Linked DNA regions of Mus musculus: region 2 is linked to region 1. Evidence: chromatin contacts called from ENCODE Hi-C data. All regions are on one chromosome and are shown on one strand. The core of a region is the stretch at or near the end of the contact, and the rest is flanking DNA. Distances in the headings are between cores, read along the strand shown.

Region 1 (3,405 bases), core at 811-3,310:
TGAATTCCATCAACATGTAAAAGTTTATAAGAAATTTTATGCTGGAGAAGAAATAAGTCCTTACGGGGCTGGAGAGAGGGCTTAGTGGTTAAGGGCACTGACTGTTCTTCCACAGGTCCTGAGTTCAATTCCCAGTACCCACATGGTGGCTCACAACCATCTATAAAGGGATCTGATGCCCTCTTCTGGCTTGCATGTATGTGTACATGCAACAGAGCACTCATACATAAATAAATTTAAAAGAAAGGAAGAGAGAAAGAGAGGAAGATAGAGAGAAGCCCCTAGTCAAAGATGAGTCCTCAGTTCTAACCTAAAATTCTTTTTTAAAGAGGATTTATTTACTTTATGTATATGAGTACACCATTGCTCTTTCCAAACACACCAGAAAAGGGTGTCAGATGGTTTTGAGCCACCATGTGGTTGCTGGGAATTGAACTCAGGACCTCTGGAAGAGCAGTCAGTGCTCTTAACGGCTGAGCCATCTATCCAACCCCTAACCTAAAATTCTTAAGGATCTAAGTGTGTTCTCATGTGGTTGAGAAAGCAGACCCAGAGCCAGGGAATCCAATGGAGCAGTTGTGTCTCAGTATAAAGCCTCAGGCTCCAATGTCTCCGCAGTCACTCCTTCTCGCTTTCATGTCCTCCGGGATGTCTTCGGCAGCCCAGCTGCCTGCCTTGGCCTTCTGTGGTACTTACTTTTTATGCTGTAACAAAATACTAAGGAAAAGCTTTTTGTTTTGGCTCACAGTTTGAGAGTGCAGTCCACCATGGTAGGGAAAGTATGTCAAGACAGGCTCTAAGCTGTGACAGCAAGAGTCTGGAACAGTGGTGAAGAAATGGAGGTGGATGGACACCTGTGCTCTATTGGCTCCCCCACCCTCACCCACCTTTCTGTTAGTTTAGTTCAGGATGGCAGGAGACACATTCAAGGAGAGCCAGTCCTCCTCAGTTAAACAACCCCTTGGGAATACACACTCCCAGAGAGGCGACTCCTTGGTAGTTCCGAAGCTAGTGAAGCTAACAATGAAGGTTAACCATAGCACTCACCTAGTAGAACTCTGTCTTCAACCTCCTCACCCTAGGCAGATCCTGCAGACAGGTTCCTGGGGCCAAGCCATGGTATGCATTGAGCACTGATGTGGGATAGCAGCCTGTTTCCAGGGGAGGAATCTAGGTAGAAGAGTGGGTAGTGTAGATCAAGTATGCAAAGGTTTGGAGCCAGATGGAACAGGCTGGGAGAGAAGCCATTCTAAAGAACAACAGAGACAAAGGAAGATAGGAAATGGGTAACTTTGGATGGTGTGAGAGTCTACAGAACCAGAACCAGGTGCAAGGAAGGCGAGGTCTTCTTTGAACATTCTTTGGGAATGTTTCTGTCTGGACTGACCCAGTCCACGGCTCCCATACGTGTGCTATTCATTTAAGTGTTTGGTTGTTTTGGTTTGGTTTGGTTTGGTTTTGGTTTTGGTGTTTTGTTTTGTTTTGTTTTGTTTTGTTTTGTTTTGTTTTGTTTTTAAGAGAGAGAGAGACCATCTTACCACCTAGCCCTGGCTAGCCTGGCTGGCTAGCAGCCTGGAACTCAAAGATTTGCCTGCCTCTACCTCGCTAGTGTTGAAATTAAAGACATGCGCCATCCACCAGCAGCAGCCTCCAGTGGTGGGTTTTGAGTTGCTCTGTATGGCAGTGGACTGAAGCTGAACACATTGGCTGCTAGGAACTTTTATTGAATTCAAAGACAAGTGAAGCTCAGATAACTGCAGGAGGGCTAGGAAACCATTCAAACCACAGCGGTTTTTCTTTCTGCTTCAGGCGGAAGCTAAACTTGTTCCCATTCTACAGCCTATGAATCTGAGGCTATCTCCTTAGGGAAGATCCAGGCGGTCCTTTGGGGCGGCTCCTCAGTTAGTCCTTTGCCCTCGGGGAGACAGCGAGCCCGATCGGACTTCCCACTTCCCGGAAAGGCTAAAGAGAAGAGTAAGTATCCTGGGACGGGGGAGTCCCTTTCCCCGCCCCTCCCCGCCCCGTGGCCGCGGCGTGGCTGAGCCTGGGGCGGAGCTGGCGTCTCCTCGAGCACTGGCGGCGGGACGGCGGCCGCGGCCCAGATCAGACTGGTGGGTAGACGCTGAGACCCGCACGGCGGGATCACAGGCCGGAGGACGACCGGCGCGTTGCGGTGTGGCCGCAGGGACAGAGACCCGGAGCTGTCCACTCAGGCGGAGCGGGTGAGTGAGCGCCGCGTCTCCGCGCCCCCCAGGGCCCAGTCTTGCTTCCACTTTTAGTTCTTCTTGGTCCTCGCGTGGCACCTTCTGGAAGCGACTCCGGCCCAAAAGCAGGCTGGCCACAGTCCTCAGCCCAGGGTCCGAGGCTCTCAGTGTCCGAAGTCCGGGGTGGGGGTGGCGGTAGCTGGCGGTGGTGGGGGGCGTGTCTTCAGGAGCGGAAATGTCAGGCTGGCTCCTCTGGGTCCTAGGACCTGTTTGGCCCTAACAGCTGAAGCTAAGGGGAGGTTCTTAGGAGCTCGCGGGAGGTAGGGGCGGGTCTGGCTGGACAGCGCTGCGTCTGTCGCTCCCTCTTTCTCTGAGAATCTCAAACTTAGATCTTGTCCCGCAGGGCGTGCTAGGCTAGATTCTGAGTTCAAACTGGGACCATCTTCTGGCTGATTCTAAGCCAGACTAAGGAAGGAGCAGGTGTGTCCCTGGCAGGGGACGAGGTAAGACAAACAGGCAGTGTCAGTCAGCCTGTGCTCTTCATCTAGGAAGATTAAATGCTTGGTCACGGAGTAAGCAAACCACTGACCACCTACCTAGTAATTAAAGTGGGGGGTCCACAGGGAAGAGGAAGAGAGGCTCCGTGTGAGGCTGGGAGAGGATAGTGCTAACAGACGGGATGCCCTCTTAGCTTACCTTCCGTACTCACCTCCAAGTTTACTCTTTCTAGGAAAAGTCCTGGGGCCTAAAGTTCTATACTAAGGAGGTGGGGCCTCTCTACTCCCTTCCTTCACAATTATCTATATCAGGCCAGTGGCCAGACAGCAGGAAAGGGACACTTTGTACCTTGTCATAGGCTGAGTCCCTTTTTATACCAGTCCCCTACTTCTAACTTGCTGTGCAAATTCAGGCTCCTCAAATCCTCCTCCTAGGCCTCAGTTTCGCCATCTGTTCATGTGGGACGTACCACTTGACCTCTCAGCTATCCCAACGTGTGTGTGTATGTGTGTGTGTGTGTGTGTGTGTGTGTGTGTGTGTGTGGTGCTGTGGGTATATGAAGATGGGCATGCAGAGATGGAGGCCCAGAGCTGATATCAGTTCTTTCCCCCTCACTTTTCATTTATTGAGAGGCAAGATTTACTTTCAAAACTTAATTACATTTATTTATGTGTGTCCACACACTTGCTCATGCATGCACGTA
Region 2 (3,388 bases), core at 744-3,243, about 22 Mb after region 1:
GATGTTGCTTCAGGCCAGAAACCACAAAAGAAGCCACTAGTGTCTGTTATAAAGAATGAGGGGCTGGCCAGATGATAGTAGCACATGCCTCTAATCCCAGTACTTAGGAGGCAGAGACTATCAGATCTCTGTGAGTTCAAAGCCAGCCTAGTCTACAGAGAGAGTTCCAGGACAGCTGGGGCTATACAGAAAAAAAAAAAAAAAAAGACCAAGGGGCTGGATGGGAGCTATTGAAATGCCTTAACAGTTAAAAGTACTGGATGCTCTTGCAAAAGACTCACTCAGGGGTTTGGTTCCCAGAACCCATATGGCAGTTCACAATCACCTATAACCTGTAACTCCAATTTCCAGGGGATCAAACTTTTGCTTCTGGGATCCATGGGTATCATACACACTTGAAGTGCACACATATACTTGTAGGTTAGAGACACACACATGAATTTTAAATAGCAATAATAAAAGGATCTGGGTGCTGCTCAGTGGCACAATGCTTGCCTAGCATGCAAGAAACCCAGGATTCAGTCACCAGGAAGGGATAAAGGGAGCCAGGCATGGCAGTAAACACCCGTACTCCCAGCCCTTTGGAAGCTGAAGCAGAATCATAAACTCTAAGCCAGCCGGCACATTAGGGTGTGAGCCAGTCAAAAGAAAAGGAGAGAAAGTGGGGAGAAGGGGAAAAGAAAGCTGGAGGTGCTGCTGGCACCCGTAATCCTAGGACAAGGCCAAAGGATAAGGACTTCAAGGTCACCTATGACTACATAGCAAGTTCAAGACCACCATGAGGCTATTATGAGACTGTCTCAAAAACAAAAACAGAGGAGCCAGCAAGGTGTTTCCCTGGAAAAGGTGCTTGCCACCAGCACATGCCTTTGATCCCAGTACTCAGTACTTAGGATGCAGAAGCAAGAGGACTCTGCGAGTCTGTGGCCAGCCTGATCTACAAAGAGAGTCCAGGACAGCCAGGGCTCTGTTACACAGAGAAGCCATGTCTTAAATAACCACCCTCCTCTAAAAAAAAAAAGTGGGGGTGTTAGCTGTACAAACGTGCAACCTAAATTCAATCCCTAGGACCTCTGTAGAGGTGACAGGAAAGAGCCAACTCCACCAAGTTGTCTTCTGACCTCTGCACATGTGCTCACATACTAATCATAAATAAAAATTAAAGCTAAGAGCTGGGCGTGGTGGCTCATGCCTTTAATCCCAGCACTTGGGAGGCAGAGGCAGGCAGATTTCTGAGTTCGATGCCAGCCTGGTCTACAAAGTGAGTTCCAGGACAGCCAGGGCTACACAGAGAAACCCTGTCTCAAAAAACAAACAAACAAACAAACAAAAAATTAAAGCTAAAAAGTGAGATGGGAAGATGGGTCGGTGGGTAAAGTGCTTTCAAGCAAGCATGAGGACCTGAGTTTGGACCCCTGGCACCCAGGTAAAGACAGTCGCAGCAATGCCTCTTTGTAATCCCATCATTTTATGGCCAGGGGGGATCAGGAGACAGGGAAATCTCTGGAAGTCCTTGTGCCCACTACCCTGTCATACGCAGCAGAAAGTCAATAAGATGTTCTGCCTCAAATAGCGTGGAAAGCAAGGAAAGAGATTCTTTACAGAAGCATAATGCATGAGGAGCACATGCCAAGAAAGAAATCTTAGCATAGTAACACAAGCCATAGTCCCGACTTCTTAGAAGGCGGGGGCAGGAAAAGCTGGCGCTGGATCTCGAGCTTGGGAGTTAGAGGCTAGTACGAGCATCCTAGTGAAATTCCAGCTATTAAAAAAAGAGAGCGAGAGAATGAATAGATGAACAAGGAGTCGGGCCGGGCCGCAGAGTCCGTGGGAGATAAAGGGGCGGCGGCGGGAGCGGGGAAAGGGGGGGGGGCGGGGAGAAAGTCCACTACGTGCATGGCAGAGGGCAGAAAGAGAATGTGAGCTGAAGTAAGACCATTGTCCAGCGCCTTGTGCTGAGCTGCCCATGGAAACCGATTACACGTGACACTTCCGGGAAGGCCATCCGCGATCACAGTCCCAGCCCCATCACGGTGGACTTCCTTAAGGCCCCTCCCCTGCGACCTCTGGAGCCGGACTCCTCCCAGGCAGGCAGCGGGGACCTGGTATCCACCTATGCGCAGGAAAGCACCCCCCAGCAAGTTGTTGGAGGAAGTGTGTCACTGGGGGTGGCTGTAGGTTTCTTTCTCTGCCTAATGCCTGTGGATCAGGAATGTAGCTCTCCCTTACTTCTCTTCCACCATGCCTGTCCACCTGCCTAACTCTCTAAAGCTGTAAGCAAGGCCCCAATTAAACGATTCTCCTGCCTGGGCCTCCCAAATCCTGAGATTATATATGTATGCATTACCACCACGCTTGACTCAAATCTATTTCCTCTTTTTAAAAAAGCAAGCTCTGCTTTGGTTCTGTGGCACACACCTCTAATCCCAGCACTCTCTAGGAAAAGGAGGCAGATCTCTGAGTTCAGAGCTAGCCTGGTCTACATAGTGGTCCCTGTCTCAGAAAAAAACAAAAAACACCACCACCAACAAATTAAAAATGAAATCGCCGGGCATGGTGGCGCACACCTTTAATTCCAGCACTCGGGAGGCAGAGGCAGGCAGATTTCTGAGTTTGAGGCCAGCCTGGTCTATAAAGTGAGTTCCAGGACAGCCAGGGCTATACAGAGAAACCCTGTCTTGAAAACAAAACAAAACAAAACAAAACAAAACAAAAATGAACTTTGGGTTGGGGTATGGCTCAGCATCAGAAGAAGTCTTACCTAGAATTCAGGAGCCCTAACTTCAGTCCCTAATAACACACACACACACACACACACACACACACACACACACACACACACGCACACGCACACGCACACGCACACACGCGCACATACACCAAATCTGAGATCTAGCTATCCTCCATCATCCCCTCCAGTGTCCATTTTGAATTTTCTCTCCACTAAGCCAGAAGTTCTTAACCAGTATTTTTCTTTTCATGAGTGTTTGTGTGGTGTTCAGGTGTTCATAGATGCATGTTTTTGCATGTGGGTGGATGCACATACACATGTGTATGTGTGCATGTTGTCTTGGGAGGGTTGATGTCAGGAATCACCATCCAGGGCTCTCCCATCTTATTGATCCAGGTAGGGTCTCTCCCTCAAACCCAGAGCTCACCAATAAGGCTTGTCTCTGCTGCCTGTGGTCTCTGCCTTATGAGACTGGAATTACAAGCAGGCTCCCATGCCCACCTGGCATTTACATGGGCTGTGGAATCTAAGCTCCAATTCTCATGATTGCCTGACAAGGACTTCACAGCTGAGTCACCCTCTTAGCCCCATCCAGGGGTGACTTTATATGAGTCATATCCCCAGCCCAAAGTTGACAACACTGGAGACATGATAGGT

The links. A loop is a pair of places that touch in the nucleus more often than their neighbours do.
Region 2: a map of T-helper 1 cell shows a loop between it and region 1 (32-fold over the local background). The contact joins the enhancer-like site here to the promoter of Mob3c in region 1. A Hi-C loop is called at or near these places in 2 of 37 maps with a recorded cell type or tissue (T-helper 1 cell and regulatory T cell).

Annotation. Positions count from the first base shown.
Region 1 is chr4:115,826,020-115,829,424 of GRCm38, forward strand. It overlaps Mob3c (MOB kinase activator 3C), which reads left to right and starts at 2,061. Exons shown (of 4, transcript NM_175308.5): 1 at 2,061-2,222.
Region 2 is chr4:137,368,483-137,371,870 of GRCm38, forward strand. No RefSeq gene overlaps it. Among named protein-coding and RNA genes, the nearest start is that of Cdc42, 12 kb to the left of the region's middle. Within about 2 kb of position 1,994, at least 1 of the 3 ENCODE cell types and tissues checked has a DNase peak (open chromatin) inside an H3K27ac peak, as active enhancers do.